Regions from separate parts of the Homo sapiens genome. Here all the other regions are linked to region 5. Evidence: chromatin loops called from intact Hi-C (ENCODE). Cell type or tissue: endothelial cell of umbilical vein. All regions are shown on one strand. Links, peaks and the distances in the headings refer to the core of each region. The heading gives the core; the rest is flanking DNA. Region 1 holds the start of LOC124903134 (a long non-coding RNA gene). Region 2 has its middle 33 kb from the start of FGF9. Region 3 has its middle 100 kb from the start of LINC00621. Region 4 overlaps SACS (sacsin molecular chaperone). Region 5 overlaps SGCG (sarcoglycan gamma). Region 6 has its middle 120 kb from the start of LINC00621.

What was found. Peaks named below come from ENCODE experiments on the same cell type or tissue, not always from the same donor. Only the 100,000 strongest peaks of a DNase experiment are listed, where the experiment ranks them.
Region 1: a loop joins it to region 5, with 9 times the contacts of the local background. A loop is called at or near these places in 8 of 110 quality-filtered maps.
Region 2: a loop joins it to region 5, with 19 times the contacts of the local background. A loop is called at or near these places in 3 of 110 quality-filtered maps.
Region 3: it touches region 5 in a loop (19-fold over the local background); 9 of 110 quality-filtered maps call a loop at or near these places.
Region 4: a loop joins it to region 5, with 4 times the contacts of the local background. A loop is called at or near these places in 7 of 110 quality-filtered maps.
Region 6: a loop joins it to region 5, with 8 times the contacts of the local background. A loop is called at or near these places in 17 of 110 quality-filtered maps.

The regions. Positions count from the first base shown.
Region 1 is chr13:23,156,206-23,161,623 of GRCh38, forward strand. It overlaps LOC124903134 (a long non-coding RNA gene), which reads right to left and starts at 3,471. Exons shown (of 2, transcript XR_007063719.1): 1 at 2,961-3,471. It also overlaps a transcript of SGCG not described here. In endothelial cell of umbilical vein, for the core only: a CTCF peak has its summit at 3,223 (motif pointing left); no DNase peak of the experiment used is centred there.
Region 2 is chr13:21,635,746-21,641,228 of GRCh38, forward strand. No RefSeq gene overlaps it. Among named protein-coding and RNA genes, the nearest start is that of FGF9, 33 kb to the right of the region's middle. RefSeq lists an enhancer at 3,245-3,364. In endothelial cell of umbilical vein, for the core only: a CTCF peak has its summit at 2,649 (motif pointing right); no DNase peak of the experiment used is centred there.
Region 3 is chr13:23,017,966-23,023,448 of GRCh38, forward strand. No RefSeq gene overlaps it. Among named protein-coding and RNA genes, the nearest start is that of LINC00621, 100 kb to the left of the region's middle. In endothelial cell of umbilical vein, for the core only: a CTCF peak has its summit at 2,484 (motif pointing left); a DNase peak (open chromatin) is centred at 2,456.
Region 4 is chr13:23,424,660-23,430,142 of GRCh38, forward strand. All of the region lies in intron 1 of SACS (sacsin molecular chaperone), which reads right to left. SACS-AS1 (SACS antisense RNA 1) reads left to right here. Exons shown (of 2, transcript NR_103450.1): 2 at 2,308-4,210. Among named protein-coding and RNA genes, the nearest start is that of SACS, 6.3 kb to the right of the region's middle. In endothelial cell of umbilical vein, for the core only: no CTCF peak of the experiment used is centred there; DNase peaks (open chromatin) are centred at 2,852 and 3,612; H3K27ac peaks cover 2,584 bases.
Region 5 is chr13:23,317,934-23,321,933 of GRCh38, forward strand. It overlaps SGCG (sarcoglycan gamma), which reads left to right. Exons shown (of 8, transcript NM_000231.3): 7 at 2,704-2,827. It overlaps LOC107984585 (a long non-coding RNA gene), which reads right to left. Exons shown (of 2, transcript XR_001749787.2): 1 at 3,633-4,000. Among named protein-coding and RNA genes, the nearest start is that of SACS-AS1, 99 kb to the right of the region's middle. RefSeq lists enhancers at 3,517-3,706, 3,717-3,806. In endothelial cell of umbilical vein, for the core only: a CTCF peak has its summit at 1,889 (motif pointing left); DNase peaks (open chromatin) are centred at 1,838 and 3,668; H3K27ac peaks cover 2,917 bases.
Region 6 is chr13:22,793,573-22,799,055 of GRCh38, forward strand. No RefSeq gene overlaps it. Among named protein-coding and RNA genes, the nearest start is that of LINC00621, 120 kb to the right of the region's middle. In endothelial cell of umbilical vein, for the core only: a CTCF peak has its summit at 2,729 (motif pointing left); no DNase peak of the experiment used is centred there.

The DNA.
Region 1 (5,418 bases), core at 1,419-5,418, 160 kb before region 5:
GTAATCCCAGCACTTTGGGAGGCCGAGGCAGGCAGATCACGAGGTCAGGAGATCGAGATCATCCCGGCTAACACGGTGAAACCCCGTCTCTACTAAAAATACAAAAAATTAGCTGGGGGCGGTGGCGGGCGCCTGTAGTCCCAGCTACTCGTGAGGCTGAGGCTGGAGAATGGCGTGAACCCGGGAGGCGGAGCTTGCAGTGAGCCGAAATAGCGCCACTGCACTCCAGCCTGGGCGAAAGAGCGAGAATGCCGTCTAAAAAAAAAAAAAAAAAAACCCATGTAAAAGTGGGAAAATGACATGAATAGACATTTCTCAAAAGAAAAATGTACAAATGGCCAAAAACACGAAAAAATGCTCAACATCACTAATCATCAGGGAATTGCAAATTACAACCACAATGAAATACCACCTTACCACAGCCAGCGTAGGTATTATTAAAACTCAAAAAGCAACAGATGTTGGTGTGGATGTAGTGAAAAGGGAACGCTTATACACTGCTGGTGGGAATGTAAATTATTGTAACCTCTTTGGAAAACAGTATGGTGATTTCTCAAAGAACTAAAAGTAGATCTACCATTCAATCCAGCAATCCCATTACTAGGTATCTACTCCAAAGGAAAAGAAGTCACCATATCAAAGAGACACTTGCACGCATATGCTTATTGCAGCACAATTCACAATTGCAAAGATATGGAACTAACATAAGTACCCATCAACTGATGAGTGGATAAAGAAAATGTGGTACATATATGCCATGGAATACTACTCATCCACAAAAAAGAATAAAATGTCTTTTGCAGCAACTTGGATGGAGCTGGAGGCCATTATTTTAAGTGAAATCACTCAGGAATGAAAAAGCAAATACCGTATATTCTCACTCATAAGTGGGAGCTAAGCTATGGGTGCACAAAGGCATGCAGAGTGGTAGAATGGACATTGGAGACTCAGAAGCCAGAAAATGGGCAAGGGATAAAAAACTACATATTGTGTACAATGTATACGGCTCGGTGATGGGTGCACTAAAACCTCTGACTTCACCACTCTACAATTCATCCACATAACTATTGAAATTTAAAAATTACATCATCAGAGGCTGCGGCAGGAGAATGGCGTGAACCCAGGAGGCAGAGCTTGCAGTGAGCCAAGATCGCGCCACTGCACTCCAGCCTGGGCGACAGAGTGAGACTCCGTCTCAAAAAAAAAAAAAAAAAAAAACAATTACATCATCAGAATTTTAAAAAATAAAGTTCATTACAGCTAAAAATAAATTTCAAAATAAAATAAAAATAGTTCGATCAGGTAGAGTTGTTTCATCGGGGAGAGGATCTACAGAGAGATCTGCATGTCACCATTCCAGTGCTTTTCTTTGATTTTTTTTTTTTCCCCTGAGATGGAGTCTCCCTCCATTGCGCAGGCTGAAGTGCAGTTGCACCATCTCGCCTCACTGCAACTTCCACCTCCCGGGTTCAAGCGATTCTCCTGCCTCAGCCTCCTTGCTTTTCTTATTTATATGTACTTTCATATATCCTTTTAAAATTTATCTTTCTGTTTTACAATATAAACAATATATTGGCATTCACAGAAAATATACAATAAATTCATAAACGCATATAACTTATAAATAAACATACATGTATTGAGTTGCTCAAAATTCTTATTACTGGTAAGATGTTCGGTCCAGTCTGGAGATGGTATCCCTTGCCCACACCCCTGGTTGTTTTCATACACCACTTCGGATATATTTAGCTTTTTATCACGGGACTCATAAGTTCTCTAGATCCCCACTGCGATCGTCATCACCAGCACAAACTGTTGCTAATAATTTATTTCTAAGCCAACAAAGGAGAAGTTCTGGCTCTGAGATCAGATTAGTTTTGGCAATTAAAACACATTAATAACTTTTGAATTCTTTGGCAGAAATATTAAACTGCAGCCTTTACTGATTAGTACGGACATTTTTAGAGTAATAATTCACAATATCTGTCATTTGCTGCCTGTGAAATATGTAGGAAATTATTAATATACCCTTAATAATATATCTCTATATCCATCTTGTTTATCCTTTGCTCCTTGAGGGGGATATTTTTAGAAAATGATTATCACTGTCTATCAACTATAAGAGAGAGAAGTAATTAGAGAAGTATTGCACTGGACACTTCTGGAAAATTGGCTTTTCTCGTTTCAATTTCTACCTTTGCAAAAGTTTGCTTTTAAAAAGTGTAATCTAGAAGTTGTAAACATTTCTGCCTTGCAGTTATCCATTCTGTTACATTAAAAACATTTTAAAACGGTCCAACATCTTTATGTTTCTACTTGGTCCCAAATATGGTACCAGATTTTTACTGTAAAAAATCATAAAATACACCAGCATGATCCTTTCGGGAATATATTTGAAAGTTTACCTCCTTAGCACACTCACCAAACATCTTCAGATACCCATACCATTCACACAAAGCTGGTAAAACCAAGATGCTCCCCCGTGATGCATGTGTACGGAGAATGTCAACGAATAAATAAGTGAGTTAAATACACAAGCACTAATTAGAAAACTGTATTGAGAGGTGAGCCCAGCTGGACTTCCTGGGTGAAGTGGGGACTTGAGGAACTTTCCTCTCTTACAAGAGGATTGTAAAACACACCAATCAGCCCTCTGTAAAACACACCAAGCAGCGCTCTGTAAAACACACCAATTGGCGCTCTGTAAAACGCATCAATCAGTAGGATTCTAAAAGTAGCCAATCATGGGGAGGATTGAAAAAAGGGCACTCTGGTAGGACAGAAAAGCAACATGGGGGCGGGGCAGGGGAGGGAGAGACAATAAGGGAATAAAAGTTGCCCCCCATGCTGGCTGGAGTCTCCTTTCACAGTGTGAAACGTTTGTTGTTTTGGTCTTCACAATAAACCTTGGTACCGCCAACTCTTTGGTCCGTGCCATCTAAAAGCGCTGTGACACTCACCGCGAAGGTCCCGGCTTTATTCCTGAGACCACGAACCCACCGGCAGGAACCAACTCCAGACTACTATGTGCTACAGAGAACTTCTTCAGGCCTTGAAAATAGAACATAGTAAAAAGCGGCTTCTTTGTCCATGGATCAGCAGTCACTATTTCCCAGCTCGCCTCCAAGAGCTAACTAAAGTGCAGCATAAACTGCATGCAGCATTGTTTTCACCACAGCAAACCCTTCGGGGTGCCTCCTAGCGGCGGATGGAGAACTAGCATTGCGCGAGAGTGAGTAAACTGTGATAAACCCAAGGGGTTTGCGGGGGACAGGCTGGGTGGCAAGACTTTTAAAGGCTCGCAAATGGAACCACTCCCTCCAGAGGGACTATCTAAATCTCCTCAGGTGCTGACCCTTTCTGACAGTAAAGGACGAGGGCCAGAAGTGTAAAGATTGTGGTCCCGCGCTCCAAGCCCAAGATGCGTTCAGCAGGAGTAGTTGGGTTGGAAAGAAGGCACCCAGCGTCTGCAGCGAAGGACTCGCGTGGGAGCGAGAAATGTCCCTGCCCAGTGCCCCGCGCGCTGGATCGCGGGGGCGAGTCTGAGGGTGGAGAGGCCGCCGGGTGGAGGCGCGCAGGGGTGCGTGGGTGGGTGCGGAAGGAGTGCAGGGTATGGAGGGGAATCTTGGGGCGGCGCGAAGGAGGAGCGCTTGGAAAGGCGCGGTGTTTGGTCACAGAGGGGCTCGGAGTGGGAGTGCAGGGGTGCGGGGAGGGAGTGCAGGGACGCGGGGAGGGAGTGGAGGGGTGGGGACGTGCTGGAGGGGCGCGCCTCGATAGAACTGGAGAAACTGGAAAAGTGGAGGGGCGGGGCAGTGGCTGGAGGAACCTCTGAAGCGACGCGGGGAATATGTGAAGGAGTGCTATGTTGGAACTTGGAGGGGAGGGGGGATGCTGGAGAGGCACACGGTGATGGACATGGAAGGACCCGGGAGGTGTGGAGTGGTGGGCCCGGCCCGTCGCGGGAAGGACACAGAGGGACATAGGCTGCCCTGGAGAGGCGCTTTCGGACATCTGGAGGGGCGCATAGTGCTGGGACTTGGCGGCGCCTGGGGCGGAGGGGCGCGCCGGATCCAGCCGGGCGCGCTCGGGGGCCGGGCGCAGTGGGAGTTGACGGGCGTCCAGCCGGCGGCGCCCTGGGCTCGGCTAGGCGCAGGACGGCCCTGGCAGCGGTGCAGCAGCCCAGGCTAGTTCCTGGGGGGTCCCTGGTCCCCGCCTCCCCGCGCGCCCCGGCCAGCACCGCCCGGAGTCCGGGCGGGGAAGTGGGCGCCCGCGGCTTGGGAAGCTGCTCCCCCGCCCTGGAGCAGAGTCGTCGCTGCGGTCGCTGAGGAAGGACGGAGCAGAGGCCCGCGCTGTCTGGGGAGAAGACTGTGGTGTCATCCCGTCGGGAATGAAGGGAAATGCAGCGGCTGTTTGCGCCCCGGGACTCCAAGAAGTACAGCAGGTAAAGAGAATAGCCACGGCCCGCCACTTCGCCTTCAGTTCCCCCAATTCCTGGGTCCCTTCCTTCTCCTCCAACCTCCTAAACTAACCCCTCTGTTGTTAGACGTCCCTATGCCGGTTCCAGCCTTCCTCCTAGGACTCCATCACCACCCGTGCCCTCTTTCTCCTCGCCTTCTCTGCCCCAGACAGCACTTTCCTTCCCCTGCCCCCTTGTGGGGGCTCAGGGACAAGAGTAAAATGTAATTTAGACAGTTGGCTTTTCTTTGCCCAAAGACTTCACTAACTGATCCTCATTCTGCAATGAGACTTAATAACTTCCTGTGTGCGTGTGTGTGGTGTGAGAGAATCAGAGTGAATTGGTTCTCTGCAAATGATTTTGCCAAAAACTTTGCCCTGGGTTGCTTGCTGGGGAGTCTGTAACACTGAGTAAGCGGAGTGTCTGCACCAAGTGCAAAGTTGCGTAGGGGTTACTTGGGGGTTTTAGAGGGGAACTGAAGCGCAGCAGCGGGGCTCTGTCGTCTTCAATGGGATTACATAATAACTTGATGATCCTCACCACCCTTATACTCATTACCTCCATTAAGTACCACTAATTAATATTTACATATTTGCATGCTGTCACTTGGTTACATCAGCGTTAGCAAGTTGCTTGTTCTTACATCATTACCGAGTATTCTGATGTTTCTGAATGTTAGCACGGCACCAGCCAGTTGATCTGTGAAACATCTACTCATCCAGTGATAATATTGTACAGGCGGATTTTGTAATGCTGGCGCTCCATGTATATCCGTACTATTCATGTACTAATACTCCTGGCTGTTCCTTAACACAGGTAAATTGGTGCTAATAAAGCAATGGAATCGTATTTACATTTTTCAATGTAATATGGGTCTTCCCATGCTTTTCTTCCTTTGATATGAACAGACTGTAAAGAAGCTGTAAAGAAGAGATTGCACAATTCTATTCCAAAAGTACACA
Region 2 (5,483 bases), core at 870-4,869, 1.7 Mb before region 5:
AGGTGAGTCTACTGCTTTTATTGATGATAAACAGTGATTTAAAAATAAATGCCCTACATGTGCCTGAAAATGTCTTTGGGAAACGTTTTACCTCCTGGGTATTCTGTTGGAAGACTTTGGGAGATTGGCTCCGTAGCTTGTGGTCACCAACCTGATGGCCTGGTAACAATATTTTGGGGGCCAGTCTGTACCTCACACTTCTGTGTCAATTTATTCACCAGAGGCATCGCTTCTCTGGGCTGTGTTGTAAGAAGGTTTTTCAATTGACCATTGCCCCATCATAAGCACCCTAGCAGACGCTGTCTTATTATAGCTTATGGTAGCTACCTTTCTGTAGTCCTGTTCTAGCTCTCCTGTGACAGCAACAGCAGCTCTGGGGTTTGATGACATCCACGGTTAGGCAGCAATATCCGCCATGCCCCATGGGAAAGTCTCAACTCTCATTGTGGAAGTAGCATAGAGATCGCTGAAGTGTGGACTCATCATTTCCAGTGGTTTCTTAATTGTGGGATAGAGAGAAGACCAACAGCTTTGATAGCAGAGGAGCAGGGAGAAGAGAGGGAAACTAATATTTATAGGGCACCTGCTCAGGGCCAGCGACATGCTAGGGTCAATTATTGAATCTAGATATAATCTCCATTTTATGGATTGAAGAATTCCATTTTATGGATTGAAGAATTCCATTTCTGAGAGGTCAGGTAACTTGTCCGAGGTTACCCAATTTACTTGGGCAGACCTGAGATTCAAGTCCATGTGGCCAGCTTTGGGCCTGATTGTGCTAGGACCCTCACAGTTCTGCTGAGCCTGCCCGGCTGCATTTCCCAAGCTCCAGGTCAGGTGGCTTCTGCATTGGCTGGGTTAATAGGAGACACTGGTTGGAGCTTGGCAGGAAGGGAGAAGCCAGTGAATCTCTCCCTTTCATTCTCTCTCTTCCATGGCTTTGCTAGGCCCATCGGGGTCCTGCTGCACCAGGTGACTGTGAAGGCCACTCACCCCTCTCGCGCTTTCTTCAGGTTGGTGGCAGTTTCCTGGTGTTGCTAATCCCTGAATTGCTTTGCTCAGCTCTTCCATCCCCTCTGTAGCCAAGCTGTTTATTAAATTCTCCAAGAGGCTTCTGGTTCCCTAGCTGGACCCTGACCTCTATTCCAAGTTTACTTAACTCTAAAGGTGGTATTTTAAAAGAAATCATCTGGCTTAAGTCCAAGGGCTGCCATTTATTACTTCAATTCTTTTTCTTTAAAATTGAGCTACATTTTTTGCTTTCTTTTCCCCCCAGGATTGTCTGAGGTGCAAATGAGATAATGTAGGGGAAATCTTCGCAGTAAAGTGACGTGTTATTGTATGTTTCTTTCCATGAAACTAATAACATATACACAAAGCCCTGGACTTTGGCCAAGACTTTCTGTCTATAGTCTTCTGCCAGGTGGGGTGGGGGTGGAGTTGAAGATGACTGCCACCTGAGTCTCCCCCATAGGGATTTCAGTTGTCTTGGACGTGGTGTGGCCGACCCACATTTTCAGAAGTCTCCAGGTGTTCCTTATTTGCAGTCGGAGTGTGAATCAAGCACTGCTTTACCTCAGTGGTTTTCAAAGTGTGCTCTGCAGACCAACAGCATCACCTGGAAACTTGGTAGAGATGCATATTCTGGGCTTCACGCCAGAGCCACTGACTCACAGCCTCTGGGGTGGAGCCCAGCACCCTGCATTTAACAAACCCTCCAAGGGAGCCTGATCCCACTGAAGTGTGGGTGCGGCAGAGTGAGGTGGATGTGTCATACTTCAGCCTCGGAAGTTCGGCCGCCACGGCCTTTCCGTCCTCTCTCCCCTGCAGTCCCCGGTTTGCAAAGCGGAGCTTCCGGGCACCTCAGCCACAGTTCCTCTTTGCATTGCCGCTCCCTTGTGCGCGTTACTACCTATGTGGCTGTCTTGGCTGCTGCTTTCAGCAAACCAAATTTGGATGTGGAAATGGGATTTATTTGTGCAACACCTAGTTATTAAGCACCCACTGTATACTAGAAACCATGAAAGGCCCTGACGGTGTGAAGTCAAAGGAGGTAAGGGTCTCTGCCTTTCCAGTGCTTGTCATCTGAGGAGAGACAGAAAAAGCTCAGCAATTTTGGAAAACCATAATAAATGCTATGAAACACTGCTTGCTCTAGCTTGTTCTCGAAACATAAGAACAGCACAATTATTGCTCTTAGGACAATGACTGCAAGATTTATTGATAACAGGTTTTCTTTTTCAAATAATGAAGATAAAATTAACGTACAATACAGAGAAAGACCAGTTCATCAGACATGTAGTAACAAGGGTCAGTATGTCCCCAGAGGGGCAGAACCTGAAGTGAGACCCTTAAGAGTCACAGCCCTAGCCAGGCTGGCCCCAGGCATTGAGGGAAGTTCCAGCAAAGGAGGCACTATGTATATGGGCCCTTGGCGAGGTCATGGGGTTATGGTAACTCACAGGTGCGTCAGCTGAGTTAACCCAAGAACTAGAATTTGGGAGGCAAGGCCTCTGATTGCAGAGCAAATGAAACTACGAATCCCTTGCTTAGTAGCACAACTATTCACTTGAGCAATAATTAGGAAGGCGAGTTCCTTTAAAAATGAACATATGATTTGGGACATGGTCTGAATTGGAGAAAGCTAGCAATTTTGAAGTGGTAGTGTTGGTTCTCTCCACAAGAGGGCGCCTCTATTCTTTGTTTTTATTTTCTATCTGGAAGCAACAATTTATGTTTATTACTGGCACAGAATAAACAGAAGAGTGACTTATGTTTTGCTGTTTGCAGAGCTGACTTCATGTAAAATTTGGACAGTTTTATTACATTCCAAACAGTTACAGTTTTTTTCCGTCAGGACTTTGGGATATGTGGTTAGCACTGTTTCTTTTTAACAGTATCCTTATAATACATGAGCTCTATGCTATTTAGATTATCTGTAAAAATATCTCGTTCATTAGTGCCCATGAAAAAGATGTCAGTAAAATAGCCCCCTCCAAAATATGCTTCTGCATATTTGAAAGAATATTTACATAACACAGAAAGCAACTGGTTGCTTCACTTAAAATAGTGAGACAATTGAATGATACATTTGCTTATTGCAGCACTATGGAGACATTACCACTAACAAGTTCAGACAAGTATCATGACAGTTTCTCAGATCCCATCCAGAAATAAGAAAAGGGCTGCCTGTCCCAGAGATAGGCCTGGGGATGAGGTGGACACCAGTGAGGATGAAGACATCTGAAAATCAAAAAGTGGTGGCTTTTGAACTTAGTGTGAATTGCAACATAAATAATCAACTAAGCAGATAAGAGAGCATAAAAGCAGAACTGAAATTTTAATGGCATTGAACAAAAGTGTGTGAAAGTCACAGGCCCTGCGGCCCAGGGCCCCGTTATGCCTGGTGGTATGATACAGTGGCAAAGGGAGATGCAATTTTTTGAGATTCTTGCAATTTTATGCTTTTCTGGGAAATAATTCTCTTTCTCTCACCCAGCCTTTCCCCCTGTACCCCCACCCCCACAATCTTTTTGCTGCTGAACTAATATGACTTTGGGAGGGGATATCTGGGTTAGCATTTAAGTTCTCTACAAAGGTTAGAAATATAATATTAAAACTTTTGAGACTAATGATTTTGCTTCACCTTGCTGTGAGAGTTTCTTTCCTTGTGAGAGGAAGAAGACGTGGAAAAAACAAAACAAAACAACTTTCTGGGCTATGCTATTATGTTAAGCATTTCCCCTAAAAGTCTCATATGTAGATTAAAACGCTCAGCCTTTAAATTAATGTGACCAGGCATTCACATGGCTGATTATGTCGACAAGCTTGGCTGTGCGAAGATTTGGGGGTCTGGAGTTTATTTCTGTGGATGTAATCAACAGAGATCATGAATGAGAGGAATGGCTGTGGAGCTCTCAGAGTTTCTACTGTGCTCCATGTTTTGTCATTATCCCAGGGTAATTGGAGTTGAGAGGGGAGGACCTCTAATGAGCTGCTTCTCTCCCCTAATGGATGGGAGAGTGGAAATTAGCGCAGCTCCTGCTGTTCTACATGAGTGAACCGTGGCTGCTGGAGCCTCCAGTGAGTCCCTCCAGGAAGTTTTAGGCAACTGCCTAATGGTAGCCTCACTAATGGCAACAATTACAGAATAGCCTTTTCAATAAGACCCGTGTGCATCAGTTAGAGACTAATCTCATTGAGCAACAACAGGCCTGCAACAATGTGCATTCAGTGACTAGCACTTCTGCGTTGTTGGCTAGAAGTGTTTTTCACGTCTCCTGGAGGTTGAGGAGCTCCTGAGAAAGCCAAACACGTTTCATGCGACACGAACCTGTTCCCATTGGCAAAAACAAAGTTGGAATAGCGAGTGAAAAAAGAACCATGCTTTCTCTCAAAACCCATCTTCTGCAGAGCTAGCCTCTTGCTGATTTCAGGCATTCCATTCAACAAGTATGGAGCAGTAAGTCACAGACAGATCCATTTGCCAACCCCCAACCTCTGATTTCACGTTTACAAACTGCAGCACTTCGGAAGGGAAAATGGAGGGGCAAAAGACAGAAGGGCGTTCACCTGACGCTAGTCCATAAGGAAGGCTGGATTCACTCCAGCGGCAAGAGCTGTTCAGTGCTATTTAGGATAACTGAACCAGGCTACTATCACAGGTTTTAATAACACAAGTGTGACAAAAACGAGTGCTGCCTGTCCTTGCCCAGGAGAGCCCTGTATCTTCAGGCCACAGGACGGCTCCCGGTGGCTCATATGGTTGGCTTTGCCTCATCTGTGAGAATAACCAGCCTTGCCCGATCATGGCAGCATTGACTGGACCCCAGAAGGAAATGAACTTGTCTGACCAGAGTGAGGCATCCCACATGCAAAATGTAAGTACCTCATGTGCTCCCTCTCGGGGTCATGCCAGTACAGGTCTAGCTCCCGAGAGGGAGGGAGGGACGGAGAGCCTATCAAATTTTGCAGCAGAAGCACCTTGCTCGCTTCATCCCAGTCTTAGCCCTGAGAAGAACCACTGAATTTTCAGTCATGGGAATCCTTTCTCTAAATGATGTGATTAATTTATTTTTACTAAATTTAATACATTGCTAAATTTGACATAATATGGACATATATAGAGACTATATCTTCTGTGTAGAAAGATATAGGTATTGAATGAGTTGCAAAATATGTGTGTGTGTGTGTGTGTGTGTGTATATATATATATTTATTTTTTATTTTATTTTTATTTTTTTTGAGGCAAGGTCTCTCTCTGTCACCCAGGCTGGAGTACAGTGGCACAATCTCGGCTCACTGGAACTTCCACCTCCTGGGTTCAAGGTATTCTCCTGCCTCAGCCTCCCGAGTAGCTGGAACTACAGGTGTGCACCACTATGTTTGGCCAATTTTTGTATTTTATTGGTGGAGACGGGGTTTTACCATGTTGTCCAGGCTGCTCTCGAACTCCTGACCTCAAATAATCTGCCTGCCTTGGC
Region 3 (5,483 bases), core at 618-4,617, 300 kb before region 5:
AGCACATGTGTTTGAGCAATATGAAATCTAGGCACCTTGAAAAAAGAACAGGATAACAGCAATGTTCAGGGAACAAGAGAGATAACCTTAAACTCTGACTGTTACACTATTACACACAGTATAATTACACACATTGTATCACACACTGTGTAATTCCACACACTGTGAATTGCACACAGTATCACACACACGGTGTAATTGTACACACTCCATTACAAACTGTGATTACACAAAATCACACAGTATAATTGCACATGCCATATCACACTGTGTAATTGCACACGCTGCATCACACACGGTGTGATTACACACTGTATCACACACTCTAATTGCACACACACCATATCACACAGTGTAATTACACCCTGTATCACACACACTGTAACTGCACACACTGTATCACACAGTGTGATTGCACACACACTGTATCACAATTGCACACACTGTATAACACACATGGTGTAATTGCACACACTTATCACACACAGTGTGAGCTGTGGGGATTGTTTGGCTGCTCCTTTCTGATGGCTCTTTCCAGACTCTCAGTAGTTTCCACCCACCCATGCTCATTCAGTGCTAAACCAAAGACCAGAGGAGATCCCTCTACAAATCTCCAGACCTCTTTCCCTTTCCAGCATTTTGTCCTGCAAATTCTGGCCACTGTGGCTCCCCTTGTTCTGAACTCAGTTTCCCCAAGTCAGTGAGCTCACTGGGCTCTCTTTGGATCCCTCCTGTGCTGCAGACCAGAAACTCTCCAGGAAGCACACGGCACTTCTAAGCCTTGCCGCGTTTATTTGCCATCTCTTAGCAATGTTGGCCAACATCTGAAATCTACTGTTTTATGCATTTTGCCCAGTTTTCCACTTGTTCAAGGTAGAAGTTGAAATCTGGTCTCTGTTATTTCATTGTAGCTGGTGAGTTTTTTTTCCCAAATTGGCGAGATGTAGGTGTACACAAGTACAGTCCATATGTATTTAGATAATGGGCAAAATTAAGCTATTAGAGTGACAAGTGCTTTTATACACTATTTAGGGTATGTGTATTGGTATGGTTCCTGAAACAGCATATATCCTGGAGAGACATATAAAGAGTTACATTTCTATCCAGCCAGTAAGGATGATTCCCGTTGTTTATAATACAGTGGGGAAGGACAACTTCATGTCCAAACAGAACTTGTGTTTAACATTTTTTGATATTTGTTTATAAATTTTGATATTAAAATTAAATAATCCATTGAAAATAATGTGTTAAAACTATGTAATGAGAAGGACTTATGTTTATAATAAATTATTAAATGAAAACATAAACTTCCAAGATACCCTCTCTTTTCCTCTATCTTTCTGCATTTGGGAAATGCGGTCTTAGTGACTTAGGTGAACTGCAGCATTAATTTACAAATTTGAAAAAAAGATTTAATAATTCATGAAGGTTATCTGAAAGGGTAATATATAATAAACAACAGATACGCCTCTGAAAGAGCATATGTTGCCACTGGACACACCTCTAAAGAATACATTTTATTGCATTAATCACATTTATGGTGCCTTTATTATTTCATTATATAAATATATAATCTCATCAAGGTTCATTTTATATTTAAGAACAATCCAATTTTTATTAATAAATTGAATACCAATAGGAAAATAATAGCATGGGAAAATCTAATCAATGGATAATTGAGGCCTAAAGCAAAATTAGATTATTTTGCAAGATTTAATCCCAAAGGAAATTAGATTCTGTATCTTGCTTTTATAATTCTCATTTTAAGAAATTAAAAATTTTGTATTAAAATATTAGAAGATAAATCCTGTGATCATTTTGGGTATCTTATTATACCCATTAAAAATTTTACTTAAAAATGTATAACCCCTCATATGCTAATTTGTAATGTTTACGCTTGTAAGTATTTGAGTCTATTAACGAATTTTATATGGCTCTATTAATCATTACAAAAGATATACTCACCAAGCCCTAAAAGTAAGTCCCAAAGATTAAAAAAATCTAGAGAACTATAAAAGATATTGGTTTTTGGTTCCAAAGAAAGTCAAGCAATAGAATTACAATTCATTCAAAAAACTATTTTCATTTTTTCTCTGTAGTTCCAAGGCTTTGTGACAATTCTAAGAGGTATCAGACACTATCCTATTTCAAGTATTCAGTAGATAAGGGAGTTGGTTTAGAATCAAGCAGACTTTGTTTTGAACTTAAATTCATTTTTTGCCTTATTGACTTTTGACTTTTCAGTTTATTTTCCTGGATTTCCATTTTCTCATCTATAAAATGGTGATTCTGGCATATCTCATTGTCTAGTACATAATAAGGGCTCAGTAAAGCTACTAACTTACTGAAAGGAAAATATATTTCTAATGTCAGTGCCATGGTGACAACAGCATCATAGTAAATAAAAAGAACTAAAAGCTCAGGTGGTTGTAGAGCTTGTGTAAATGTGAGGTCCATGTTCATCATCACTGCCATCTAGTGGCAGTGTGACAAACCGCACTGTATACTCTCTTCCTCTTATAAAGCCACCAGTCCCACTCCTGTGACAACCCACTAATCCATTAACCCATTAACCCATAAATCCATGAATGGATTAATCCCCTTCTGAGGGCTCTGCCCTCACGACCCAATCACCTTTCAAACGCCCTACCTTTCACTTCTGCCACGTGGGGGAATAAATTTCCAGATGAGTTTTGGAGGCAACAGATAAACCATAGCAGTTTGGTGATAGAGAATTTTAATATCATAGAATTTTATGATAAAATAAGACAATTAATGATAGTATGCTTAACAAAGGTAAAAATTACTCTCCAAATGTGATCATCATAGCAAGCCGAGGTTTTGCTGACAAAGTAAGTTTCATCTCCTGAGTAATTTCATAAATCAATGGAAATTATCTTTTTTTCTGTATCTAGTAGACATACTGACTATTCCTTTGAAGCCAAATAGTGCTAGGACTTTTTCCTGTGAAGTGGTATGAGAAGTAAATCCTTTCTGTGTAACACTGGCTATGAAAATTATACTATAGTTTTTAGTTTATCCAATGAAAGAAATTCTCTTTAAGAGATCATTTTTACAAATTTTAATAGCATATTGGTAGTACATTCCTTTAAACAGGTCAAAATTTAGTTCTTTATTAAGCTGATAATAATAGTTGTATAGCAATCTTTCCCATAGTTTATTAATTTATGATCTCGCTGAACATATTTGTTTTAAACACATTATGTTTTGGGGATGTGTTTAGACATACAAAAGGGATTCTTTTTACTTTGTTGATTTTCCCTATTCTAATTTTTTCATAGTCTTCCATTAAGGGCTCCTCTTTGAATGATTATTTTAAAATTTACCTTCCTCTTACATTGTTTTCCAAATCAATCTTTTTCCCTTTCTAAAATAGTACTTTTGGGGCCACGCGCGGTGCCTCACGCCGCAATCCCAGCACTTTGGAAGCTCGAGGCGGGTGGATCACGAGGTCAGGAGATCGAGACCATCCTGGCTAACACAGTGAAACCCCGTCTCTACTAAAAATACAAAAAAATTAGCCCGGTATGGTGGCGGGTGCCTGTGGTCCCACCTACTCGGGAGGCTGAGGCAGGAGAATGGCGTGAACCCGGGAGGCGGAGCTTGCAGTGAGCCGAGATAGCGCCATTGCACTCCAGGCTGGACGACAGAGCGAGACTCCGTCTCAAAAAAAATAAATAAATAAAATAAAATAGTACTTTTATTTAGTTAAAACAAATGTCATAATAGGAAGGTTATCAACACAGAATAGTAGTATACAACAGGTTTTGATTTTGTTTGCATGAATCCTCGTCAATATTGCCTCTAAAACTTCAAAAACTAACCAGTTAATAAACATTAGCCGTCTTCACCTTAGCAATTTCACATGAATCCGTGGAAAACATATGCTCCTGACATATTCATATATCCTAAAACGCTTTTGTGCTGTATGTCTATTGACAATTCGTACGGTATTGCATTTTGATTATGCAAAATGACATACAGAGTAATTTATTCCTACGCTGGAAATAGAAAAGTTACCTAAGCCACAAGCCCCAGGGTACTGTTAGCAGTGTCTGTTCACAATAATCACAATGAATTTCATGCCTGTGGCCTATTTTCACATTGCAGTATTCTGGGCCCAGAGCTCAGACAAGCTGTTCTGCTCTGAGGCACGCATAACAACTAGCAACAAGCATTTGGGGCTTCCTATTGAACATCTGTTGCAAGAGCAGAGAGATATAATTACAACGCAGTGCCCCATTTCTTTCCTCCTAATCCACCAAGAATCATTTTTAATAGTTTTTTTCTATTATTTATATGGTTTAAGTAAATTATTCAAGGAGATGTTGATTGTAAAATGGTTCTTTTGTTCCCAGCCTGTTTTCCTTGGGTTCGTTGTCAGGTGACCTGAGGTCCAATGCCTTCATTCCATCTCATCAGTGTCCGCCTTTCCTCTCTCTCTCTTTTATTATTTCGTTACTCTTCCACAGACCTTCTTTTCCTACCTATAAAAGTGACCTCATATATTATTACTATTCTCAGTATCTTCTAAAACATGAGATTTTTTTTTCATACTTAGCACATTTACACAGGGTTTCCTTTATATAGATTGTGCAAAGCCATTGATTGGTTTTCTCTTTCCACTTCCTTCTTTTTTAAAAAAATTAATCTGGGGGAAGGAATATAAGCTTCCTCCCAGGGCAGTGTATGCAGGAGATGCTGCTACTCACTATCTTCACTTTAACAGCCTCACTAATATTCACACCAATATGAACGCACACACACACACATACATGCATAAACAGGCACACACACATCTACACACACACCACACACATGCACACACCACACACGCACACACCACACACATAAACACGCACACCACACACATGCACACATGCACACCACACACACGCACCACATGCACACACACACCACACATGCACACACCACAAACATGCACACACATACGCACACACGCACAATCTGTCTTTAGTCCTCACTCATCTAAAATTGTTTTCAAAAATGTCACTCAGTGTGTCTTTATGTAAAGCGAAAAATATATATTTTGTACTTATTCATGTAATCTATCTTTTTTTCTGAAATGCTCTCTTTCCTCTGCTTCTAAAATGTCACGTCCTCTTAAGTTTTCTCGTAGCCATTCTGGACACCTTTTCTCTCTTAACGGTGATATTCCTCAGGATCTCTTCTTTTCACATTCTATGCTGTTGAAATTCAACCAGAGATGAACTTGAGAATCACAGGTGCCAGATGTCACTACATTCAAACTGAATGTGAACACAAAGGGGCATGTCCTTGACAAAGACATTTAAAGAAAGCCACCCATGCACACCTGTTTCTTTTTTGTTTGTTTGAGGTGGAGTCTCACTCTGTCACCCAGGCTGCAGTGCAGTGGTGTGATCTGGGTTCCCTGCAACCTCCGCCTCCTGGGTTCGGGTGATTCTCATGCCTCAGCCTCT
Region 4 (5,483 bases), core at 768-4,767, 110 kb after region 5:
TTTCCATGAAGCAAGTTCCAAACACATGTTTTGTAGAATCTCAGATATGACATTTCAGGGGCTATCAGGCCTATATATCAACATATGAACGTCCAGTACTAATAACGAAAACCAAGCTATGTACAAAGAAGCTTTGTGATGTGCTGTTTTAAATCACTGAATGGAACCTGAGTTTCCATTAAACAAGTCCAAACACAGGTTTTGTAGAATCTAAACAATTACATTTCTGAGGTTATTAGGCCTATATATGAACATGTGACTATCCAGCTCAGTTAATTATCATGAAGATATGGGTGAAGGAGCTTTGGGATGTGCTTTATTATATCACTGAATGGAACCTGTTGTTTCATTGTATCCATCGGGGGCCTGGGCGTGAGCCTGGTGCTTGGTGTACACCTCAAGTCGAGTGTCTACCTGGGGCCTGATGTCCATCTGGACACTGGTGTCCACTTGGGGCCTGACGTCCACCTCGAGCTGGATGGTCCTCTGGGGTCAGGGTGTCCACCTGGGGCCTCCTGTTCACCTTGGCCCTGGTATTTACCTGGGGACTAGACATCCACTTGGGGCCTATGTGTCCACCTGGGACCTGACATACAGATGCCCGATGTCCATCTGGGGCCTGGTTTCCACCCGGGACCTGAATGTACCTGGGACCTTGTGTCCACCTGGGGCCTGGTATTAACCTGGGCATCCACCAGGGGCCTGGTGTCCACCTGGGGCCTATGTGCCAAACTGGGACCTGATGTTTATGCAGGGACTGGAGTCCACTTGACTAGGGCCTGGCATCAACCTGGTGTCTGATGTCCAGTGTCCACCTAGAGTCCAGTGTCGTTTGGGGCCTGATGTCGTGCTGGGGCCTTGGTGTCCACTAAGGCCTTATGTCCATGGTGGTGGGGAAGAGGTGGGAATCCTTGTCCCCATGGGCCCTGCCCTCTTCCTGGGGAGAGCGGGCAGGGAGTTTCTGTGCCCCCACCCCTCAACATCCAGGAATTCACCCTTCTGCACATGTGGTGGGGAAGGCGCCATTTTTGCCCACTTGGTGCCCAGTTAAGTTGCCCCGACTGCTCTGCTCAGGGTGTGAAGATCTCAGGTGGGTGCTGGACTTGGGGCCCCGAAGCTCCACCCCGCCTGACTCCCTGCGGGAGTGGGCTCGTGCCTATGAGCTAGAGCATGGCCGCCGGGGGTCTGTGTGACAAGGCAGAGAATATTAGTATATACAAAATTTTTATACAATTGGAATGATACTGGTAGTAAAATTAAAATGCAATACAATAAGATTACCTTGCAGGGGCATGGTATTTTAGATTTGTTAAAGTGATTTCATAGGGATGATCTTATTTCAGTCTCATAACAGCCTAGTGATTTGGTAGGGAATTGTGAATTTCATTATACAGAGAAGGAAACTGGTGTCCAGAAGAGTCCAGCAACAGCCCATACTTCGTTTAAATCCCGGTGGCTCCCAGCTCTTACTTATTCCCCACGACTGAGTGCCTGACACAAGTATAGGACTTCAGTGAGCCCAGAAAATCTGAGACAGGTCTCAGTTAATTTATAAAGTTTATTTTGTCAAGGTTGAGGACGCACCCCTTACACAGCCTCAGGAAGTCCTGATGACATTTGCCCAAGGTGGTCAGGGCACAGCTTGGTTTTATACATTCAGGGAGACATGAGACATCAGTTAGTATATGTAAGAAGTACAGGCCAGGTGCAGTGGCCCACGCCTGTAATCCCAGCACTTTGGGAAGCCAAGGCGGGCAGATCACCTGAGGTCAGGAGTTCAAGACCAGCCTGGCCAACATGGTGAAACCCCGTCTCTACGAAAATACAAAATTTAGCCCGGCATGATGGTGGGTGCCTGTAATCCCAGCTACTCGGGAGGCTGAGATGGAAGAATTGCTTGAACTCGGGAGGTGGAGGTTGCAGTGAGCTGAGATGATGCCATTGCACTCCAGCCTGGGTGACAGAGTGAGACTCCGTCTCAAAAAAAAAAAAAAAAAAGAAGTACATTGGTTTGGTCTGGAAAGGGGGGACAACTTGAAGCAAAAGCAAGAAGACTGGAAGTGAGTCAGACAGGTGATACACAAGTGGTTGCATTCTTCTGAGTTTCTGATTAGCCTTTCCAACGGAGGCAAATCAGATATGCATCTATCTCAGAGAGCAGAGGAGTGACTTTGAATAGAATGGGAGGCAGGTTTGCCCTAAGCAGTTCCTGGGTTGAGTTTTCCTTAGTGATTTTGGGGGCCTAAGATATTTTCCTTTCACCCCCTCAAACCTCATTTCCTTCTTCCTCCTTCTCTTTCTTTTCAGAAGAGGAACGCTGCTTCTACCCTACCATTTGGGGAGTAGCACCACCTGATGGAAGAGAACATTCTTCGGTCTTCTCCTCACCATGGCTTGAGAATCGCATAATCTCGCTGTGCCCAACTTTCCTCATCCCTAAACAGGGCCAGCTTGCCTTATCCATGAACTGTATCACCGCAACACCAAACTGAGCTGTGTTCTAACAGCATTTAGTCAACTGCAGACGGTTTTTGCAAATATTAGATGCTACTACTTTTGCTGATCTAATATTTTTTAACACATGAAGTGACATGAAATGTGTTCATGATACTCTCTGCCCACTGATTCATGACCTCCTCTCATGCTTCAGGGGTCAAAACAATCAGTGCTGTCCAGCAGCTGTTAGGGACAGGGGCTCCCCTCCTCCCCAGCTTGGAACCTCAAGCCACTGCCCACAGCTAGCAAGCAGATGTGCCACGCAGTGACCTCTTGGCCTTCCCAGCAAAAATATCCTATTTTGGCATATGGGCTTGACCCACAGTAGGAAAACTTGGCACTACTGTACATATGATCTCATTTAAGGAGTAGGAAGATAAACATGCCAGCTGCACTTACTCACTGATGGGAAAAGTTCTTTGAGTTACACAGTTTCAAACAGGAACAGCCAGGAGACTGGGGACTTAAATCATAACTATTGTATAAATAATGGGAGCTGTTCCCTGAGCTAAACGCCGCCCTTTGGCAGAGGTAGAGCCTTTTGGCAGAGGGAGGCAGGAGAAGAGTGTGGGAAGTGAAGAAGTTCCTGAGGTGACAAAGTGAATTGCACCGGAGAGAAGGGGGGATAAAGCTGCTTCCCAGAAACTAGGACAGCAACACCTGGCTGGTCCCCGAGGACGAGGACGGGACAAGAAAGGCCTCTCCTGCAGGAATGAGGTTAAAATACAATCAGGAACCACACGAATACTCTATCTCCTCTGATATGCTGTCTTGTCTGTTTGTTTAAGAGTGTCTTTGGGACTAGTAAAGCCCCTCTTCCCTGAAGGATTCCTTCGCTTTTCATAGTTTTCAGTGCTGCCGTGTTCACAGACACGCCTCTGCAGCTGCACCTGGCAGAACAGCTTGAGTTTCCCTAGAAACGCTCTTTGAGAAAGGAATAGAGGCAGAATTGCCCTTGGTGATCTCCTAAGAAATGGGGTCCATGTTCATCTGAAGATGGGAATGAAAAATTCATCCTTTTGGTTCAACCAAATTCATACATGGCCAAATCCTCTGGAATATGGTGAAAGCTGACCCTTGAAAGCCGCTATCATTACAAAAACAAGGAGCCAAATGCAGACAGACTTCAGGCCCACAGAACGCCTCCATGGGAATTATCAGCGAAGTAATCATCTCACTCTCCTAACTTCAGGAGAAAATATGAGTCAGCAAAGACTAAATTGGTTTAAAAATAGAATATTTGCAAAATGGAAAAGTCGGATGAATTCACGCTATAAATCAATAGACCTTTAAAGGTAAGGCACAGCAAGCATTTTGGATGACATTAATGAAAGACCTGTGTTGGCATAGTGTGCTGCAGGAAAGGTCGGGGGTCACCACAGCCAGTACCAGACCTTAAATATAATCCTGAAATTAAATATGTACGTAAAATAGTTTCTAGAGCACAAAAGGTGAAGGTAAAGGAGAGTGCTACTGATCTTTTGTGTGTGTGTAATAAAGATTTCGATGTAAAATGTACAACAGAAAAAATACTGTATTTCAATAATAAGAAAAATATATAAATTATTCCCCCAGTGCTCCAAATCCCTTCTGTGTCATACAAATCTTTCTCATCTACTTTGCTGAAAGTTGCTCAAGAATATCTTATTCACCTTTGACTCTCCTACTTAGGTTTATGGATACAGAAAGTATTCAATAAAGAGTGAATAATTTAGTCTCTTTAGCCAATTTACAGATAATAAAACTACACATATTTTGTATGTAGTTTATCTGGCCTCAGATTCTAGCTTGTCAACTGGCAGAGCTAATTGTGGAGGCAGGAGACTAGAAGGCTGGCACCGAAATAGAATCTCCCAGAGTCTTAGGTTTGCCTTCAAAAGCTCAATTATTCTCAAAGATAAAATTTTACATAAAAATAATATCACATATGAGTGAATTGTATGGTATGTGAATATCTCAAAGCTGCTAAATGAAATTTTAAAAATAGATTATATGACTAAAATATATTTGATGTTTAAGTGTCATTTCAGAATACATAATATCTTAATTGATATTATCTAATAATATTGACTTTTTGAAGGAAAAATAATATTCAATTATTTCTTTAAAAACTAATTCTTTGGGGAGGATTGACCATGTACAACCATGGCAGAGGCTCACTAAACTGTGATTCAGTCGTTGAGGTAGGGATTTTTTTTTTTTTTTTTTTTTTTTTTTTTTTTTTTGAGACGGAGTCTCGCTCTGTCACCCGGGCTGGAGTGCAGTGGTGCGATATCGGCTCACTGCAAGCTCCGCCTCCCGGGTTCACGCCATTCTCCTGCCTCAGCCTCCTGAGTAACTGGGACTACAGGCGCCCGCCACCATGCCCGGCTAATTTTTTTGTATTTTTAGTAGAGACGGGGTTTCACCGTGTTAGCCAGGATGGTCTCGATCTCCTGACCTCGTGATCTGCCCACCTGGCCCTCCCAAAGTGCTGGGATTACAGGCGTGAGCCACCGTGCCAGGCCCGAGGTAGGGATTTTTAACCTATCATGAATCCCATTTAAGAAGGAGGAAGCTGAGGCTGCAAGAGGTTAAGTGTCAGAACTAGTATGATGTGGAGCCAGGTTCCAAAACCCAGTATATCTTCCTCCAAATACATTAAAATCTTGGGTACTTTTTATTACTATTCTTAGCAGGGACTCTCAGGAATATGACAGTAAAATGAACATAGATCTGTTCTTTGTAATCAGGATTGTCTCTGGATGGTCACTTAGCATAAACATTTAATATAATATTGGCTGGGCTCACGCCTGTAATCCCAGCACTTTGGGAGGCTGAAGTGGGCAGATCACTGGAGATCAGGAGTTCAGGACCAGCCTGGGCAACATGGTGAAACTCCGTCTCTACTAAAAATACAAAAATTAGCCGGACGTGGTAGCAGTCACTTGTAATCCCAGCCACTCGAGAGGCTGAGGCAGGAGAATCACTGGAACCCGGGAAGTGGA
Region 5 (4,000 bases), core at 1-4,000:
CAGACCCACCCTTAATTGGGTGGGCACCATCTAATCAGTGGCCAGCAAATATAATGCAGGCAGAAAAATGTGAAAAGGCTCCCAGCCTACATCTTTTTGTCATGCTGGATGCTTCCTGCCCTCGAACATTGGACTCCAAGTTCTTCAGTTTTGAGACTCGGACTGGCTCTCTTTGCTCCTTAAGCTTTCAGACAGCCTATTGTGGGACCTTGTGATCATGTAAGTTAATACTTAATAAACTCCCCTTCCTACTAGTTATGTCCTACTATAACTACTAGTTATGTCCTACTAGTTATATCCTACTAGTTATGTCCCTCTAGGGAACCCTGACTAATACACCAATCAACTGTGAGATCTCTCAAAGTCAACTTCCAAGTCTTTTGTATACATCTTTAATTGAACTAATGAGAAGAGAGTGAATCAAATTCTGAAAGCAAAGTTAGTGCCTTATGTCCAGTGTCTTATGTCCTAAGAAGAAAACTGCCATGATGGGACCTAAATATTTAATATAGAAATATACATATTTATATATAATATATATTTAATATTACACACACACATAAGCATTTGGATATATTTCTGTGACACTGTTCAAAACTCTTTTACTTTTCATTGAAGTCATAATATTTATGTATTTACCTATTCAGAAAAGAGGGTAAACTAAAATATAACAAAGACAGAAAACAAGTTATTTTGTATCTGAGTACTGTTCAATGTGTTAATGGAAATGTATACTTCAGAGCAATCTTATCTCAGCCTTTTGGTAAAATGTGTCTCAATCTGGGTTGAACTGAAATTTCTCATCTCCAAGTCTAGAAATAATGCAAAGGGTAAGAAGTTTGCTCTTCTTAGCAGCGTCCCATTATAACATGGTTAAAAACTAGTAAATGATCAGGTTGAAGTCATTTTGTTGTCGTTTAATGACTGATCTTGGAAACACCCACTTTCACAAGGATCTTCAAGGTCACAGATAGTTTGCCTGAAATTGACCAGGCTTCAAAGGTGCTTCTGTGTTCTTCCTTCCTTCCACTCCTCCACGCAAGAAAAATGTAGACAATTATCCAAGGTCAAAATAGCAAACTGGGGCCAGGCGTGGTGGCTCACGCCTGTAATCCCAGCACTTTGGGAGGCCAAGGCGGGTGGATCCCGAGGTCAGGAGTTCGAGACCAGCCTGGCCAAGATGGTGAAATCCCGTCTCTACTAAAAATACAAAAATTAGCTGGACACGGTGGCGGGTGCCTGTAAACCTAGGTACTTGGGAGGCTGAGGCAGGAGAATCGCCTGAAGCCAGGAGGTTGTGGTTGCAGTGAGCCAAGACCACACCACTGTATTCTCTAGCCTGGGTGACAGAGCAAGACTCCGTCTCAAAAAAAAAAAAAAGACAAAAAGCAAACTGGGCAGGCAGCCAGACCATGCACATGGAGCTGTACCAAAGTGTTCCCCAGCCTAACTTGACCAATAAATTCCATAAATGTCTCTAAGCGTTTTCTCATACTCAAGGTAAGACTTCAAAATGTGGGGCAGGTCAAACTTCACATGCTCAGAAAATGAAACTTTGTCTTCTATAACAAATAGTCATAGATTAAAAAAAACTTGCCAATTCAAGGGAGCAATTTCATCAGATGTAAAAAGTCTGTTAAATAAATGTTCAGTCAATTTAAGTGCAGATTCATTATCAGGGTACTTCTCTCTTAAGCCACTTCCCTTTCTCTCTGCTCCCTGCCCCTCTCCTCCCATGAAACCCTAGCCTACAATGGGTAGGATTTCCGAATTAGGTATCTTTTTCTGTTTGTTCTGCTTCCTACTGCCCTTTAAGCGTTTCCTTGAAATCAGCATTTCAAACTTTGGGGCTGAGCAGCTGAAAAGTGTTTCAAATGATCACATTGTGCCATCTGGTGGAAATACAGCCTTTTCCAGGCAGAGGCAAGTAAGAGAATTCCTCTGGCTCTTATATTTTTGGTTCTCTTTCTATATTTGGCTTAACCACAAGGAAAGTCTGATAAATTTTACAAAACCAAAAGCCAGCTGAGGCCAACCTCCCTCCTTTCGGTTCTATCAGTTTAGTATTTTTTCCAAAAGAAATCTTTCCATTTGCCCTGTAATGTTTTTAAATAATAATAAAGAAAAGACCAAACTTATATTCTGTCTTATGAACATGTGGAAAATGCATGTGTTGTCCTTAAATCTATCTTTTTTTCTTAAATAAATTGGTGTTTTAACTAAAAAACAAGCCTGCCACAGCTGGTTGAGAGGCCAAGCCAGGAGGACCTCTTGAGCCGGGAGTTCGATTTTGCAGTGTGCCACGATCACAACTGTGAAGAGCCACTGCACTCTAGCCTGGGCAACATAACGAAAATAATTTTGTATAGTAATTCATAAATGGCATTTTCTTCTGAAATAGTATGCCAGAGTACTTAACTATGCCATCGGAAACTGCTGCATGGGATTAGGACTGCCTAATGTTTTTATCGGCTTTTAGAGGATACTAATCTCATAGGCTTTCATTGATACAAAGTTTATATCTTACTTCACATTATTTCTAGATTTATCAATGAATAATGCACAATATGTTACCATTTGAGAATGACTTGAAGACTTACATATCTTACTAGTTATATTTCCCATGCTAAGTTGAGGGATTGCTGGAGTGGCTATTTTTAATACTTTTTTTTTTTTTTTTTGTGCTTCTTTTCCTCATCTCAGATTAGAATCCCCCACTCGGAGTCTAAGCATGGATGCCCCAAGGGGTGTGCATATTCAAGCTCACGCTGGGAAAATTGAGGCGCTTTCTCAAATGGATATTCTTTTTCATAGTAGTGATGGAATGGTGAGTTCATTCACAGATCAGCCTCCTACTGTATGTCCTGATGATATTCCTGAGTACCATGTCTGTAAAGCTATCAGTATTAAATTTCTAGTAGTTTGTAGGAAAACATTGTGAAGGTCATAGAGTAGCAAATGTACAAGGAAAGCAAAAGACAATTTAGCATTGAAAGAAGGGCCAAGAAAGTCTAAAATTATTCTGTATTAGATCCAGACAGCTTTCTTTAACTGGCATTTATGCTATCAAGTGATTTAGTGACTTGTTATTTTCAAGTCGGAAAAAAAAAACACTACAGACGTTCACAGTTTACAGAGAATGTCCATTTTGCCATTTCCTAGGGATGGCTGTCACTAGGAGTCACCCACTAACAACCACTGTCACCTTTCACTGCCCAGAGTGCTGCGTTTAAGCTGCATTTCCAGTTTAAATGAAAATGAAAGATGAAAAATAAGAGTGTTTTTTTCAAAGTCAACTACAATAAAGATAAAATCTGGGACTTCAAGTCTAGAAATACAGTTGTCCCCCTTTATTGACAGGGGATTTGTTCCAAGACCCCTACTGGAAGCCTAAAACCACAGAGAGTACAGAACCCTGTATACACTATCTGTTTTCCTGTGCATACACACCTCTGCTAAAGTTTAACTTATAAATAAGGCTCAGTGAGAGATTAAGAACAATAACTCACAATAAAATGAAGTGATTATGACAATATGCTAGCATCAATGCTCTTGTGCTTTGGAGCCATTATTAATTAAAATTAACGGTGACTTGAACACAAGTACCACAATAACTTAACAGTGGATCTCACCGTGGAGATGGCTCCTCAGTGACTCACGGGCTGGGAGCGTAGACAGCTGGAGATGCTGGACACAGGGATGATTCATGTCCTGGGCTGGACGGCTCAAGATTCCATCACGCTAGTCAGAAAGGGGTGCCATTTAAAATGTATAAATTATTTCTGGAATTTTCCATTTAATATTATCCAGACCAAAGTTGACAGCAGATAACTAAAATCAAAACTAAAACCAAAGAAAGTGAAACAGCAGGCAGCAGGGGAGGAGCTGCTAAAACCTCACTGACACAAGCCAAAGTCACAATGAGGCTTACAGCACACAGTGCTCAATACTGATATTGGAACCCTGTTTGTTAGAAAAAAAAAAAGGAAAAAGCTCAATT
Region 6 (5,483 bases), core at 903-4,902, 520 kb before region 5:
TGGAGACTGGAGTTCTGCTGCCAAGGAATCGGTGGAAGCCAGGAAAGAGCCTGCAACAGATCCTTCCGCCGCACCTCCAGAAGAAGCACAGCCCTGGGGACTGCTGGATCTTACACTTCTGGCTTCCAGAACAGTGAGTCAATACATTTCTGTTGTTTTAGCGGCTCAGTTTGCGGTCCTTTGTTGTGCCGACTCCAGGAAACTGGACAATCCCCATGCCGTGCAAAGCAAACGTTATATTCTAACCTTCAGTAATACACCCTCTCCCAAGTCCTGACATTTTTCTTTTTCTTTGATCTTTGCTCCCTGATTCTCAGAGGTTCCTGGATGGGCAGGTCATTCCGTGTGTACTCACCAATCCAGGCCCACACCCCAGTGCCCCGAGACTCAAATTACACCAGCAACTCTCAGCCACTTCAAAGAACCTAGTCTGTCCATATATGGCTCTTAAGTTTTTAGGTTTCAGCCCTGCCTGAAATAAGTGAAGTAATATCATTGTCCTCAATTTCCTCATATGGTGCTTAGATTGCAAGATCATTTCCAGCTCAAAGTTTCTAAAAGAGTTGAATTGAAAATATTTCTCAGAAGGATGAGGAGGAGTGGCCCAATCCCTTCCCTCACCTCATCCCTTCTTATCACGAAACTTCCTGGGCTTTTATCTGGGCAAGGGTAGGAGCCTTCGTGTGACATTAACAGGTAAATCCTTGGATTTTTGGCCATATCTTTAAGCCTTTCCTATAGACCTCTTAAATACGAAATTCCCACAACTGGAATATATACCGCATTGATACTATCTTCCCCTTTATCCTAAAACTGTCATCTTTAAGCTTCAAACAGTACTGTGATTTGATGTTAACCATGATGATTTGTACAACCGTATTTACAAGGCCACAACTCAAGTCATTTTTAGATTTCATCCTTCTAGACTGTAGCCAAATTCCCATCCATAAAGCCTATCTGATTCTTATTTCAGTGTACTCCTCTTTCTCTACCATCAGTATTGGATTATTCGTCAATTGCATTTGTATTCTCACCTTTTCTAACTATACTGCTCTAACTTACAATTTCAAATTCAATTTTTTTTCATAAAGCCACTAACCACCTAATTAAACAAACAAACATCCCATTATAGCCTTAGAATCTGCAGCTCACCCTGGTAAGCCCTGCACCAGACTAATGGTGTTATCAGCATGTCTTAAATACTGTTATCTAAATGTTATTGAAACTGTATCACATGTCAACTTGGGAAAAAATGTTGTGCATATTTTTGAGATAAGACCACTAAGCTGGTCCAAGGAATATATGTGTGAGTAACATTTCTCACTGTTTTTTTTTTAATTTAATGTCATTACTATAGCAGCGAAATGCACAATACATAAAAATATTAATATTCTGCCACGAAGTAAAACTATATTGTCATTTTCATACCTATTAGTAATTCAAGAGAAAAAGGTCTGTTCTTCTCAATCTTAGCTTTGATAAAAATTATAAATATATTTTTAAAACAATATATATTGTTTAATTAAAATAAATAAACAATATATTGCACTCTTTCATCCACCAAGCACAAAGCAGGTTCTGATAAAAAACAAAATATTATTAATTAGTTATCCAAAAGCATAGTTAATAGTGTAGAACCCTGTTTTTAATTCAGCATTTTTATATGTAAGAGTTTCATAGTTAATAGGAATTGGCCATTTTATAAATGGTTGGTGACAGCATCATACTGAATGGGATGCGATTCTTATGGTATATGACAATAGTCTATTCCTTCAAAGGGAGAGGTGACAGGGAGGTTAATTAACCTTTCATCAGTTAAGAGTCCTTTATCGATGAGGATGTAAAGAGAAATTCATCTCAAAACAATAGTTTGTGGGTACGGGTTGTTTTACCCATTTTCTAGATAAAAGGAGCTGAATTTCATATCCAAAATCTAGTTGCAGCCACCTACAGCCAAGTTAACCACATCGTCCCATTTCTGCTGATCAGAAAGGAAGCCTCTAGCAAACCATCTATATTAATGCAAAGAACAACTTTCTATCCAAATAATCTGAATTTAAATTTAGCAGATTTTTAAATTAATAAGCTTTTGACTTTATTGTTACTGAGATTCTACCTTATTGCAAACTGGGTTTCTTTCCAATTCTAAGGAGACAGTTATTCTTCTTTTTTTTTTTTTTTTTTTTTTTTGGGACAGAGTCTCGCTCTGTTGCCCCAGGCTGGAGTGCAGTGGTACAATCTCCACTTACTGCAACCTTTGCCTCATGGATTCAAGCGATTCTCCTGCCTCAGCTTCCTGAGTAACTGGGATTACAGGCGCAGGCCACCACACCTGGCTAATTTTTTATATTTTTGGTAGAGACGGGGTTTCACCATGTTGGCCAGGCTGGTCTTGAACTCCTGATCTCAAGTGATCCACCTGTCTCGGCCTCCCAAAGTGCTGGGATTACAGGTGTGAGCCACCATGCCCAGCCTCAGAATGGTTTCTTTTAGCTGCTTTTAGTAAAGTGCAAGAGAGAAACTCTGCCTTGCCCCTCTCACATATGCGCGTGCACACACACACACACACACAGAGGCAGGCAGGCCCACATTAGCACCCATGAGTAGGGAACTGTAGACTTTTCGTTGTCTTCTTTATAAATCAATGGGATGTAATGAATATTTTTTCTGATGGCTAAGGCCTTATAGCTATATTAATGGGATTATGGCGCCATCATGTGGTAATATGACATTTTTAAAAATTATTTTTTACTGGCTGGGTGCAGTGGCTCAAGCCTGAAATCACAGCACTTTGGGAGGCCGAGGCGAGCGGATCATGAGGTCAGGAGTTCAAGACTAGCCTGGCCAACATGGTGAAACCCCGTCTCTACTAAAGATAAAAAAAAATAGCTGGGCATGGTGGCGCGCACCTGTAATCCCAGCTACTTGGGAGGCTGAAGCAGGAGAATCACTTGAACCGGGGAGGCCGAGGTTGCAGTGAGCCGAGATCGTGCCATTGCACTCCAGCCTGGGCAACAGGCTGAGACTCCGTCTCAAAAATATATATATTTTTAAATTATGAAATACTTAAAATGTACTAAAAAGTACAGAAATAATAACAAATACTTGTGTACCCAAGTTTACGATATTACTTTATATATTTTTCTAAATTAAAGAAATAATCTTCACAAATACACAGATACTATCCCATCTCTCCATTCTCAGAAGTAACTACTGACTTCTGAGTATTAGTTTTGTTTCTTATGTAAATATGTATAATTCATAATCACTATGAACCATTATTTTATCAGTTGAAATGTCTACAACACATATGGCATCATTCTATTGAGATACACATTGGCAGATATATGTGTGTGTATGTATATATATTCTCTTGCAATTTGTGGTATTCACTTAATGGTAGGTTTTGAAGTTTTATCTATTTATATTTGTAGTTCTAGTTCTTTTTTAACAACAGTATAGTAGTAATACATCTCTTTGAACAGGACAGTGAAGTTGATTCCATTTGCTCAATATGATAAATTGCACTGCAAAGAACATTCTTTTACATGTCACAGTGTATAGGTTTCCTCTGGAGTTAAAACTTTGGCATGAAATTGCTTTCCAAACCTGATGCTCCTGTCTGTGTTTGTAATGCCTTTGCAGGCATTAAAACACCTCAGCTACAAGGTTGAATCAATGAGGTGAAAACAGAAAGCTTTCTCTTGTGTTCTTGACGTTAAAGCGTTGTTTCTATTTCATCATGGTGTGTAACGTTTGCTATTGTTTATTATGCGTACCATTTAGCAGGTTAAGAAAATTCCCTTCCCTTCCAAATATTCTAACAGTTTTATCTTGAATAAATACTATTTTAAAATGCACTTTTATATCTATTGGAATGGAATCAAACGTGATTCCTTTTTGACAATTTTTATGTGCTTGAAGTAAAGGGATATTTTACATGCACTCAGTTAAAAAACAAAAACAATAACAAAAACAAAAAACATTTAAACAGGATTTCCCCCCTCCCCAGACGATAAATGGAGTTTTTGCTCTATATCTTTGCTAGGCTCAACATATTTTGAAATATGCTTTGTACTGGGTGTGAGACGAGCCACTTTCATTATGCCTGCCACAGTTGAGCAAGTATAAATATGTAGGTTTCTGTTCTCGTAGCCCTTTATTTGTATATATAAAATATTACAAACACTATACATCTGGGATAATTATCTTGGCTAGTCAATTAACAAGAAAGCCAGATCTATATTCTCCTGACACAACTGGTTTATTATTGCCTTTACTTCTACAACTTCCCCTTTGTTAACTCTAAGCTCTTTAAGGATAAGGAGCTTGGTTACTTCATATTCTCACACAGCTTACTGCCAGGCATGTAGTAGATCTCTACAAATGTTTGTGGAAAGAATCAATGACCAGCATCAGGGAGAATCTTGCTTTTATTAGTATTTGAGTTATTATTTTTGAGACAAACACATTATAGCCCCTATTTTGTTGGGCATAAATTGATTCAACAATAATGAACAGAGAGAAGTTTAATACACAGAAAGTGCAATGGAGTTGCAGTGTGAGAGGTTTACATTTTTGTTTGAACTTCAAGAAGGAGATATTTAAGGATTAAAACCTGGAATTGGAAAATGAAAAGGAAAAATGCTATTAAAAATTAGCAAAATTTTATAAAGAATTTTATAAAGAAACAAAATTAACATCTCAATGTAAAATATATCACCATTGAAATTTAAAACTCGGTAAACAGTGGGCATCTTAATTAGACACTGTTGAAGATCGAAACAAGGAGCTGAACAACATGTAGAAGAAACTAACCGTAATGCACAGCATAGATAGAGATGGAAAACATGGAGGAGAGGTTAAGACACATGAAGTACAAAATAAGGTCCAGGATATGGTTTACAGAACCTTTAATATAAAAGAACTGAGAAACAGGAGTACAGCAATATTTCAAGATATAATGACTAAGAGTTTTCCAAATTAAATGGAATAAATGAATCCTCAGCTTCAAAAACAAAACAAATACCAAGAGAAATAAATGTTCAAACATCTCCCATTTCAGACGAATTTTAGAACTGTAAAATCCCTCCCCTCAAAAATTAAACTCCAAATTACCTATAAAAATGGCTACTAAAAACGATAAGCTAGAAAATACCAGAATAACATCTTCCAAGTTCTAAAAGGAACTGCTATAAATCCAGAGATTTGTATTCAGTTAAACTCTCATTGAAGAACAACAGAGAAATAAATAGTTTTCAGACAAACTGCAAAAAATGTCATGAGGACATGTCATGAAATGAACTTCTGAAGGATGTATTCCAGAAAGAACAAAATCACACCGAGAAAAATTACACAAATTTCAAAACTGAAAGTAAGCAAGATTCTGGGAAACAGGAAGGTCAATCTCGACAAACACAATTTTCATCAAAAGAGAAGAATGTCCAAGAAAAGGTGACTAAAAAAGTAAGTGCAATGGGAAA